Regions from separate parts of the Homo sapiens genome. Here region 2 is linked to region 1. Evidence: read pairs that join two places in POLR2A ChIA-PET (ENCODE). Cell type or tissue: OCI-LY7. All regions are shown on one strand. Links, peaks and the distances in the headings refer to the core of each region. The heading gives the core; the rest is flanking DNA.

Region 1 (5,000 bases), core at 1-5,000:
TCAGCCACCGTGCCCGGCCATATTATTATTTTTAATATACACAGGGTCTTGCTGTGTCACCCAGGCTGGAATGCAGTGGCACTATTCCAGCTCACTATAACCTCAAACTGTTGGGCTCAATCCTCTCACCCCAGTCTCCCAAGTAGCTAGGACTACAGGCACACACCATCATGCCTGGCTAATTTTTCTTATTTTTTTGTAGAGATGCTGGTCTTGCTATGTTGCCCAGGGTAGTCTCAAACTCTTGGCCTCAAGCGATCATCCTGCCTCAGCCTCCCAAAGCAGTGGAATTACAGGCATGAGCCACCACACCCAGTCCCCATTAGATTACTAAACCCATATTACTCCTCCCAGGTGACCATCTTGTCTTGGCTTGAACAATTTAGTGGATGTATCTATTTCCACATACCAAGACAGTCTGTCACCTGTGGATAGCCCTGCCTTAGGCTTTAACGTGGGCAGAAATCTGTTTGCTAGTAATATCTACTCTTTGGTCTTTTTAGGGGTACTTTGTATTCTACATACTTCAGACATTTGAAGATACCCACATCTTCTCCAAGATTTCTCTCCTCTTCAGGTTAAAGTTAGCTGATTATTTTAACTTTTTTTTTTTTTTTTTTGAGACAGGGTCTTGCTCTGTCACCCAGGCTGGCGTACAGTGGCACGATCACAGCTCACTGCAGCCTTGACCTCCCAAGCTCAAGTAATCTTCCCACCTCAGCCTCCCAAGTAGCTGGGACTACAGGCACATGCCACCATGCCCAGCTATTTATAATTTTTAAAGTTTTTTTTTGTAGAGACAGGTTCCCATTATGTTGCCCAGGCGGGTCTCAAACTCCTTAGCCCAATGGATCCGCCTGCCTTGGCCTCCCAGAGGGCTGGGATTACAGGCGTGAGCCACGACACCAGGCCTATTTTAACTCTTACATGACATGACCTCATGCCATGTAAAAGTTAAAGGTGTCTCAGCTGCAAGCCACCAAAACTGACTTTGGGTAACTTAAGTTATGAAAGACAGGAATGTATTGGAAGGATATGTAGTAGGACATAAAACCAAGGAAAAGCTGAAGACTCAGCTCGTTGAAAACAACAGCAGCTCTAGTGCCCAGATATTAGGAATTAGCCTGTGGTTGTGATGAAGGAGCTGCAACTGTTTATTGAACTTTTGTTACTGTGTCATTCAACCTAAGATTCAAATTAAAGGAGGAAAGCATCTATTTGCCTAACATCTGTTGGCCTGACCTGGGCCATGTGCCTACCACCTAGTTGGTCAGGGATGAACTGTTCTCCAAAGCAAAATTGAGCTGTTATCCCCAGAAGAACCTGGATTGGATGCTGGACAGGCCAAAACAACTTATGTCTACTAAATTTTCTCAAAATGTGATGCTTCAAATTCCACATGATCTAGATATGGAGGAGCAACACCAGGGCACTGTCTGCACACATGCTGCATGACTGGGAAAGTGACCAAATGTGTGCCTGTTTCCTGCCGGACAGTGATGGTCACAAGCATATTTGGTTATTCCTATGACAATCAAAGAAAATGTGTGCAAAATGCTTTGTAAACTCGAAGCTAACTGTAGTACTTAATACCGTAAATGCTTGTCACAGCCATTTTATATAGATTTTATTTAATCTTCAAAACTACTCTATTTCTTGATTATATGCTAAATTAAAAAAAACAAAAAACTATGAAGGTGGAGATTATGAGCATAAACTCTAGAGTCAGACTAAGTTCTAATCCTGACTCCACCAATCTTTAGCAAATTACTGTTTCTGTCACTGTTGTCTCACCTGTAAATGGGCATAATACTAGCAATACATAGGGTTGATGTGAGGATTGTGAGTTAATACAAATAAAATTCTTAGAACTGTGACTGGTATATATAGCAAACACCTAATACATATTAGCTATTACTATGAGTAGCACTAATTATTCCATTTTTGCAGGTGAGAGAAATGAGGCATGACAGATAACTTGTAAGTTCTCGAAGTTTACAATGGTAAAGCCAGGCCGGGTGCAGTGGCATGCACCTGTAATCACAGCAACTCATGAGATTAAAGCAGGAGGACCTCTTGAGCCCAGGAGTTTGAGGTTTCAGTGAGCTATGATCATGCCACTGCACTCCAACCTGGGCAACAGAGCAAAACCCTGTCAATCAATCAAGCAAGCAGACAAGCAAGGAAGCAAGCAGCAGAGCCGTAAGTTGAACTTCATTGTTGGTGCTCCGACTACCGTACTGTTTCCAAAAGACAAAAAAAAAAAAAAAAAAAAAAAAAAAAAAAAGTGGTAATTTGACTTTAACCCTATCCTCAAGTCACATAATTAAGGATATTTACAAACGAAACTCAAACACAAGAGAGGGAAAAGGGAAATGATCTGTTCTTTCATATCTTGTTTTTTTTTTTCCAGTTTTTTGAGACAGGGTCTCCCTTTGTCACCCAGGCTGGAGTGTGTGGTGTGTGGTGTGATCACAGCTCACTACAGCTTCAATCTCCTGAGCTCAAGTGATCCTCTTGCCTCAGCATCCTGAGTAGGTGGGACCACAAGCACACGCCACCATATCTGGTTAATTTTTAGAAATTTTTTTGTAGAGGCAGGGTCTCACCATGTTGCCCAGGCTGGTCTTGACCTCCTGGGCTTCAGTGATCCTTCCACCTCAGCCTCCCAAAGTGCTGGGATTACAGACATAAGCCCAGCCTGTTTCATGTCTTTAGAGTGTTAGCTTGCAGGCTAATTAGATATCTAGAGAAGGGTGAGAAAAGTCACATAATTTTGTTGTAGTGAAAAAAAAAAAATTCTCTGTCTTAATTGGAAATTATACCCTTTCCAAGATAAGACTTTTGACACTGAATTGGGGGTGTCAATCTCTTTTTTTTTTTTTGAGACAGAGTTTCACTCTTGTCACCCAGGCTGGAGTGCAATGACATGATCTCGGCTCACTGCAACCTATGCCTCCCAGGTTCAAGTGATTCTCCTGCCTCAGCCTCCCGAATAGCTGGGATTACAGGCGCCTGCCACCACACCCAGCTAATTTTTGTATTTTTAGTAGAGGCAGGGTTTTACCATGTTGTCCAGGCTAGTCTCAAACTCCTGACCTTAGGTGATCCGCCTACCTCGGCCTCCCAAAGCACTGGGATTACAGGCGTGAGCCACCACAACCGGCCTATCAATCTAATTTCTGATATCAGTTACTCTTGTTGATAAAGCTGTTTAATTATTCCAAAGCAGTTAACCTCCCAAAACAATTTACATCATTAGTAGAGAGAAAAACAAATACAAAACATGTATCACACTTAGAAAAAGCAGAAATATGTTTATCACTGCAAAAGAGGCATATATTAGAAGAGACAGTTAATAGTTAACTGTGCCTACTGAAAAGAGGTGAATGTATCTCTCCTCATGTATAAATGGTGAGCATAAATTAGTAAGCCTAAATTTTCAAAAAGGGGAGGTGATTATATATGTAGCATTCAAACAATGGTGCTGTCAAAATCAGTTCATAAGCCACACTGAAAATCTAGCCTTGTTATTTCAGTCATATGCTACTACTGATAGTACTGGTACAATGTGTTTGTTTGAGGCAAGGTCTCATTCTCTTCCCCAGGCTGGAGTGCAGTGGTACAAACATGGCTGGCTGCAACTTCGACCTCCTGAGCTGAGCCCAAGCAATCCTCCTGCCTCAGCCTCCCGAGTAGCTGGGACCACAGGCGCACATCACCATGACTGGCAATTTTATGTTTTTGGTCGAGATGGCATTTCGCCATGTTGCCCAGACCAGTCTTGAACTCCTGGGCTCAAGCAATCCTCTACCTTGGCCTCCCAAAGTGCTGGGATTACAGGCGTGAGCCGCCGTACTGGGCCCCATTCAACAGATATTTATTGCTCACCTACCACTGTTCTAGGAGATGGGGGTGAGGTGGTGAACAACACAAAGCCCCTACTTTCATAGAGCTTACATTGCAGGCAAGTATTACAAAGAAGAAATTGTAGCTCAGTTACCAGATCTGTCAGACTCTAAAGCCTATACTGTATCTTTCAACCATGTCATCTCTCAGTGGATACAGCTTTTCCCTAAAAGTATATACCTAAGCACGCAGTCTTGACACTACAGTCTAGACCAATTTAAGCTTTCTCTCTGGTGGCAGTCCAGTGACATCTTCACAATAAAGTGTTCCTTCCCCAACTCTCAAACTATAAAAACCGCCCTATTGGCTGGGCACGGTGGCTCACACCTGTAATCCCAGCACTTTGGGAGGCCGAGGCAGGCGGATCACGAGGTCAGATCAAGACCATTCTGGCTAACACGGTGAAGCCCCGTCTCTACTAAAAAAAATACAAAAAATTAGCCGGGCATGGTGGCAGGCGCCTGTAGTCCCAGCTACTCAGGAGGCTGAGGCAGGAGAATGGCGTAAATAAACCCGGGAGGCAGAGCTTGCAGTGAGCCGAGATCACGCCACTGCACTCAAGCCTGGGCGACAGAGGGAGACTCCGTCTCAAAAATAAATAAATAAAATAAATAAAAATAAAAATAAATAAACCACCCTATCAGGCCAGGTGTGGTGGCTCACGCCTGTAATCCCAGCACTTTGGAAGGCCTAGGAGGGCGGATCACGAGGTCAAGAGATGGAGACCATCCTGGCCAACATGGTGAAACCTCGTCTCTACTAAAAATACAAAAATTAGCTGGGTGTGGTGGTGCACGCCTGCAGTCTCAGCTACTCGGGAGGCTGAGGCAGGAGAACTGCTTGAACTCGGGAGGCAGAGATTGCAGTGAGCCGAGATTGCCCCACTGCACTCTAGCCTGGTGACAGAGTGAGACTATGTCTCAAAAAAACAAAAACAAAAACAAAAAACACAACTGCCCTATCAGTGGGAAACATACATTGACATGTATAAACTACCCTCTCTCATTAATCTCTAAACTACCTGAGGGCAAGATCCATGTCTTAGCCGTCTTTATAAGTCTAGAAGATGATATACACAGTAGATATTCAAT
Region 2 (7,716 bases), core at 1,174-6,173, 210 kb before region 1:
TAATAAAGACCTGATCAGTGAAAAAAACAGTGATTGCTCATGGCAGGAAGCTTTTTGAACAAATCCTTCAGAGCTTTAGTATGTAATCTCTGAATTATTCCAGGGGAATTAGGCCATATTTTCTCAGTTGGGAGAGTAAGGTATTTTCCTGAAGATTCTGAGGGCGTTTGCCATTATGAATGTGTTTTGGTAGGGTTTAACTTCTAAAATTAAGAGTAGTTGAATGGCTAGAGTGGTTTAGTGGTTAAAGAAGATTGGCATTATTCCTTTAGTAATCTTTGTATCTTCATGGTTGATGGAAATAATACAATTTGTGCTTCGCATTCCAGTGATGCCTGGTTATTGTTTGTACTGTTCTTTCTTTCCTTCTTTTTTTTTTTTTTGAAGAGCAAATGATGTATTTGTTTGGCAGATCAATAAGATTTTATTAGGTATGTAATTCAACTTGTTGTAGCTTGTTTCACTTGAGCCTAGTAAGGACTTTGATGGAGATAAAAAAAAATAATTACTCTCAACTTCCACCTACCATTTTATCAGTCTCTAGGGCAATGTTTCTCAACATTTTTGGCTGTGGTTCATCGTTCAAGATGTATTTTACATTCAGACCCAATACACACGTAAGTATATCGATATCTAAAACAAAAGTTTCATGAAATAATACTTACCCTTATTAGGTGCAGTGCAATCTGCTCGTTTCTATTTTATTCCATTTTATTTAATTGCAAGATGTTGATGTTGGCCTAGGAAATTGATTCTGTGACCTGTGTATTATGAATTGCAGTTAAAAATACTGTGTTAGGATATATGTTCATGAAATTTTAACTCAGGCTTTAAAATATATCCCAAGTCTTACTATATCTCTCTGCTCAACTATTGCCCTTGGCTAAGCCACCTTCATCTCTCTCCTAGACTTCTCCAGTAGCCTCCTAATTGCATTCTCTGCTAACTCTCATCCCCTGCCATCACCTAGCTCTGTTCTTTTAGCTGTCTAATTGATGCTTTTAAAATGTTATTCTGGTCATGTTGTCTTCACTATTACTTTCTTTCCCCCACTTTCATTTATTGTGTTAAAATACACATGAAATTTACCATCTTAATCATTTTAAGTATATAGTTCAGTGGTATTATATACATTCATAATGTTATGCAACTGTCATCACCATCCATCTCCAGAACTCTTTTCAGCTTGTGAAACGGAAACTCTACACCCATTAAACAAATAAGTCCCTATTCCCTCCTCCTCCTTCCCCCTGGAAACTACCCTTCTACTTTGTGTCTATGATTTTGACCTCTCTAGGTACCTCATATAAGTGGAATCATACAGCATATATAACTTTTTGTTATAAATTTAGCCTATGTGATTTTTAAAAAAGTTTATATAATGTTTTACATACAAGTTAAAAATTAAAGTAGTAATCATCGACCTCAGACATCTAGAACAAGTTACACCATGGAGCCTTCCTGCTCAGCAGCATTGAGGCCTGGACTGCCTTGTTTCCTCTTCCCTTCAGATCGGCAGAAGTGATGACTTCTCTGGACTTGTAATATTTTTGTTCTTTGGTAAGTGAATATGAGGAGAGACTTGACTTTTTTGTTTTCTTTTTGAGACCGAGTCTTGTTCTTTTGCCTAGGCTGGAAGTGCAGTGGTGCGATCTTGGCTCACTGCAACCTCCACCTCCCAGGTTCAAGCGATCCTACCACCGCAGACTCTCAGGTAGCTGGGACTACAGGCGTGCGCCACCACGCCCAGCTAATTTTTTGTATTTTTAGTAGAGATGGGGTTTCACTATGTTGGCTAGGCCGGTCCTAAACTCCTGACCTCAAGTGATCCACCCCCCTCAGCCTCCCAAAGTGCTGGGATTAAGGCTTGAGCCACTGTGCCCAGCTCAAGAGACTTGGCTTTTTTTTTTTTTTTTTTTGAGACAGAGTCTCACTCTTGTTGCCCAGGTTGGAGTGCAATGGTGCGATTTTGGCTCACCACAACCTCTGCCTCCTGGGTGATTCTCCTGCTACGGTCTCCCGAGTAGCTGGGATTACAGGCATGTGCCACCACACCCGGCTAATTTTGCATTTTTAGTAGAGACAGGTTTTCTCCATGTTGGTCAAGCTGGTCTCAAACTCCCAACCTCAGGTGATCCTCCTGCCTCAGCCTCCCAAAGTGCTGGGATTATAGGCGCAAGCCACCACGCCTGCCTGAGACTTAGCATTTTGAAAGACAAGATAACGTGCTGAGCCAGACAGCTCAGAATCCTCCGCATCTATTTTATTATTGGCTTTTGGAAAAGGCACTATGGTTGTATGTATGGAAAGGCTGACTTGGGAGTCATGATGTCTGGGTTTTCCTGGCTTTGCCACTTACTTATTTGGAGACCTTGGGCAAATTGCTTACAACCCTTCTGAGCTTTAGTTTCTTAGCATCGGAAACCATTGGACACTTTAGATTTCTTCAAATCCTAAAATTCAGAAATTCTATCATGTTTTTGACAAGGTTTTGAGACCTTACAAGAGTCTGTTTTTCTGTTCTGCCATCCTGATTTTTTTCCCATCTACTGTAATCTGAATGCTTAGAAGAAGGACAGTAAATTTTAATCTGTCACACTCGATTATTGTGATGAAATAATCCCAGAATTGTGATTATAAAATAGTCTGGACATACAAAGTACTATGCAGATGACAAATACTATATATACCACATGGGGATGAAAACTGGAGATGAGCACCTCGTCCTGTGCACTTTCTGTGAACTGCTCTGTGCTTATGATCTTATGATCCACCTAGAGTAGTGGTCTCCAACATTTTTGGCACCAGGGACCAGTTTCGTGGAAGAAAGTTTTTCCATGGACTGAGGCAGGGGGGCAAGGTTTTGGGATGAAGCTCTTCCACCTCAGATCATCAGGCATTAGATTCTCATAAGAAAGGTGCAACCTAGATCCCTTGTATGTGTATTTTACAGTAGGGCTTGTGCTCCTGTGAGAATCTAATGCTGCCTATGAGAATCTAATGCCACTGCTGATCTGACAGGAGGCAGAGCTCAGGCCGTAATAGTTGCTCCCCACTACTCAGTCCTGCTGTGTGGCCTGGTTCCTAACAGGCCATGGACTGGGGGTTGGGAACCCCTGACCTAGAGAGTCTTTTGATTCTGCTTTACTGTGCTTTCCTTGAATTGCAAGTCTGATTACTTGCAACATTCTCTTTGTATTATGTTTTGTGGCTTGAGTGTGCCTAATCCAGCCAGAGGTAAAGCTGGGGAATTGTCCTCTTCTTTGGTCTTGAGGCACTTCTGCAGGAAAATTTAGCTTTAGAAAAGATAAGGTTACCAAAGTTCTGACTGCCTAGTTTGTGAGCTGGGCCCCTAGTGTCATCATAGGGAGCTATGGTTTCATTATTACACATTTTGTTTTTCACTAAATATCATAGTTTTTTTCTCTGAAATGCTAATGAGCTGTCATGTGGCTATATTTGCCTTCAAGTTACTGGGAGGATTGATAGTGTCTGTTACAGGCAAAACAAAGCTCTGTTTTTTTTAATCAGGGAAGAATATTAGTAATAGAGCTCTTGTGTAGCTCTCAGGCTTTTCAGGCTCTTTCATAGCTCCATTTGTTAAAGACTTTTTACTTTATTTTGCCTCATTTGGCAAAAGACATGGATGTGCTCTAAATCTATTAGCTGCTTCACTCCAGTGAGACTCTTAGCATTGCAGTACCTGAGGGCACTGTTCAGCTCACCCCTGTGTACTCCTGGCCAGATTGCCATCAGCCTTTTTTTCATACAGAAAGAACCATAATGTGCATACTCTGTTTCTATAACATAATGAACTGAGTTCTGGGCAACTTTAATTGTAACCTTAAAGGAGCTAATGGTATTCATATGTTAGGTAGGTTTACCTTGATTTTTGAACAAACAGTGCAGTTTCCCAGGGAATCAAAGTTAGACTGCTTTACATTGTAGAGAAGGGTGTGTGTGTGTGTGTGTGTGTGTGTGTGTATGTGTGTATAAAGTTAAAACCTTCGTCTGTGGCTGTATGGAAGGAAGTAACCTTGGGAAGTTTTTTTTTAGACTATGAATAAGAGCAAATTGATGAATTTTTTTGGGAAGAGGATTAAAGCAACTCATAGGAATTCAGCACCCTGATGTATGTCATAGTGCTAAAATTTGCTTAGTGTTAAAGTCAGATAGCATAACGTAGAATTACCATTTGACTAGCAATTCTTCTCATCGTTATATACTCAAGAGAATTGAAAAAATATACCAACACAGAAACTTTTACATGAATATTCATAATAGCATTATTCATAATAGGGAAAACATGGAATAGTCCAAATGCCCATCAGCTGATGAGTGGATAAATAAAATGTGGTATATCTATACAGTTGAATATTATTTGGCAATGAAAAGGAATGGTGTACCAATACATGCTTCAACATGGATAAACCTTGAAAACATTATGCTAAGTGAAAGAAGCCTGTCATAAAGGACCACATACTGTATGATCCCATTTATGTGAAATGTCCAGAATAGGCAAATCCGTAGAGACAGAAAGTAGATTAGTAGTTGCTGGGGGCTGGAAGAGAGGGGAATGGAGAGTGACCACTTAATAGGAATGGGGTTTCTTTTTAAGGTAAAGAAGATGTATTAGCTAGTAGTAATGGTTCCACAGCTTTGCAAATTACACTAAAATCCACTGAGTTGAATACTTCGAAAGGGCGAATTTTATAGTATGTGAATTATATACCAGTAAAGCTATTATCTAACAAGTAAGACCAAATTATCTGTATAGGTAAGATACCTGTCTTTTTTGCTGAGTAGAGCTATATGAAATTCTGATACATGGGATGCCTTGATTAAAGATACTCCGTATCATCATTTATCTAAAGGCTTATGTCAACTTGGAAATCATAATTGCAAAGAAAACTTTTTTTTCCTATTGTAGGATTAAATGTTAGATGTAAAATTCCATAGTGTCTGACTCTGTGGATGCACAGAAGAAAGGAATAAGTTGTATATATATTATACATATTATAATCTAGAACTAAAAATATTACAGAAGGGAAAGCCCATATACCTAATAAAACTATAAAGTTGGCTCTTTCTCAAACAATGGGATACTATTTTACACACTTAAATTTTGCAAATATTATAAAATCTCATACTACCAATTGTTAACAAGGATATGGGGAAAGAGAAACCCTAATACACTGCTGATGGGTGTGTAAATTGAGCTCTGTAGAAAGTTTTTGGCAAGATTTTGTGAAGGTGATGAATGTCCTATGAACCAGCAGTACAAAATATACATCTTGTATGTATTTTGCATAAATGGTGAACCTTCCATTTATGCAAAAGGAAACATGTACACGTGTTTTAATTTCATTTATATTTGTGATAGGAAAAAATTTGGAAGCTACAGAGAAATGGATAAGCGAGCAGTGGCATTTTAATGCAACCTATTGCTCTAGTACAGTCAGAATGGACAAATCAGGTCTACATGTGTCAATATAGATACATCCTGGAAGCATTATGTTGAAAAAAAAGAAAGCAAGTGGCTTGGCATGGTGGCTCATGCCTGTAATCCAGCACTGAGGCTGAGGTGGGAAGATTGCTTGAGGCCAGGAGTTCAAGACCAGCCTGAGCAATGTTGTGAAAGCCTGTTTCTATTATTTAAAAAAAAAAAGAATAAAAATTAAAAGCAAGTTACAAGAAGTTAAATGTGATACCTGTTATGATCAGTTAAGACAAAATAAAAACATGCCTACAGTCCCAGCTACTTGGGAGGCTGAGATGAAAGGATGAGACGGGACAATTGCTTAAGCCCAGGAGTTCCAGTGTAGCCTGGACAGCATAGTGAGACCCCATCTTTTAAACAAACACATCAGTCAATCCAATACTGTGTTGTCTAAGGAAAACATATGTATGCTACAAAATTGTTTTAAGATGTGGATTAAAAGAAGCTATATTACCTTCAGCAGGATATTTACTTCTGAAGGAGAAGACAGGACAGTGGAATGAAGAGGGAAACTTTCAACTTACTTCCAATATTCTCTTTCTTAAAATCTGACGCAAATATGGCAGTATGTCATAAATTGTTATATTTGGGTTTATCATTTCATTTTTCTGTATTTTAAATAAACTTTCATAATTAAAAATTAGGAAAAGTCACCAGGCATAGTGGCTGACACCTGTAATCCCAACACTTTGAGAGATCAAGGTGGGAGGATCGATTGAGGCTAGGAGTTTGAGACCAGCTTGGGCAATGTAGCAAGACCTCATCTCTACAAAAAATACAAAAACTAGCTGGGTGTGGTGGTGCACGCCTGTAGTCCCAGCTACTCAGGAGGCTAAGGTGGGAGGAATGCTTGAGCCCAGGAGTTTGAGGCTGTAGTGAGCCATGATGATGCCAGTGCTTTACAGTCTGGGTGCCAGAATGAGACCCTGTCTCAAAAAAGGAAAAGTGAAAAAAAATCACATGGGTGAGTTTAAAAAAAATTATTGGGCTTACATATTTTTTTTACATGTTTCTATATTTGCTGTCCTAAAAATGATTCATCCTAATAGTCATTAATGTTGGTTTTTGAAGAAGTACAATGAATGTGGTTCATATGTTGTGTTTTTATTATAAAATCACCACTTGTCCATATTTTATTTTTTCCTTGCTCGAAAAGTGCTTGATTAACACAGTAATGTTACACAGTAACACATGAATGAATTCTTACTAAAAGTGCATGGGTTTTTATGTTTTATAGTTAGGACTTTGGTTTCCTTCTATAACAGCATTTGTGTCTTTTTTTTTTTTTTGAGATGGAGTTTCGCTCTTGTTGCCCAGGCTGGAGTGCAATGGCGCCGTCTTGGCTCACTGCAACCTCCACCTCCCAGGTTCAAGAGATTCTCCTGTCTCAGCCTCCCAAGTAGCTGGGATTATAGGCGCCTGCCACCATGCCCGGCTAATTTTTGTATTTTTAGTAGAGACGGGGTTTCACCATGTTGGCCAGGATGGTCTTGAACTCCTGACCTCAGGTGATCCACCCACCTTGGCCTCCTAAAGTGTTGGGATTACAGGGGTGAGCCACCACGCCTGGCCAGCATTTGTGTCTTTATTGGTTGTGTGAGAATACTGCTTGCTAAGCATTATACTGCCCTCTTTCAGATGTTCTTTATACATACTTTGATTCTGAGGAAGGCTGTAAACTAGTATGATACTGGCAGGCACTTACCACATTGTTGGATGCCTTAAAAGTTTATTGTTATGAATATTATTATTTTTAATAAATGTTTACTGTGTATAATAAGAAAGTGTAAATTACTAGATGGAAGTATGCTTTTGACAAGCTTCTTGGAGACAGGGTTTTTGGAACTGAAGAATGGAGTGAGGGATAGATTATGACAATTATTATGGCTATTCATCTTAAATCTTAAGAGAATTAGCACAAGATATGCATGCCTTCACAAGACGTGGAAATTCCTTAGCATTCATCTTTAAATTAGCAGACTTGGCTATGGGTATTTTCCCTGTTAACATTAGTTTCCTTTCTGCCATTCTTCTTCTTTTTAGAGTTGGAGTCTCACTCTGTTACCCATGCTGGAATGCAGTGGCATGATCACAGCTCACCACAGTCTTGAGCTCCTGGGCTCAAACTGTCCTTCCACCCCAGCCTCCCAAGTAGCTGAGATTATGGGCATGCACCACCACACTTGGCTGCTTTTTATTTATTTTGTTTTTTATTA

What was found. ChIA-PET counts read pairs that join two places held together with the same protein. Peaks named below come from ENCODE experiments on the same cell type or tissue, not always from the same donor. Only the 100,000 strongest peaks of a DNase experiment are listed, where the experiment ranks them.
Region 2: POLR2A ChIA-PET joins it to region 1 with 5 read pairs; 2 of 35 experiments call an interaction of 5 or more read pairs at or near these places.

The regions. Positions count from the first base shown.
Region 1 is chr22:40,373,466-40,378,465 of GRCh38, reverse strand. All of the region lies in intron 1 of SGSM3 (small G protein signaling modulator 3), which reads right to left. It also overlaps a transcript of ADSL not described here. Among named protein-coding and RNA genes, the nearest start is that of SGSM3, 5.4 kb to the right of the region's middle. In OCI-LY7, for the core only: no CTCF peak of the experiment used is centred there; a DNase peak (open chromatin) is centred at 2,115; H3K4me3 peaks cover 1,813 bases; H3K27ac peaks cover 3,608 bases.
Region 2 is chr22:40,578,934-40,586,649 of GRCh38, reverse strand. The region is part of intron 2 of MRTFA (myocardin related transcription factor A); the gene reads left to right. It also overlaps the pseudogene RPL4P6. Among named protein-coding and RNA genes, the nearest start is that of MRTFA, 54 kb to the left of the region's middle. In OCI-LY7, for the core only: no CTCF peak of the experiment used is centred there; no DNase peak of the experiment used is centred there.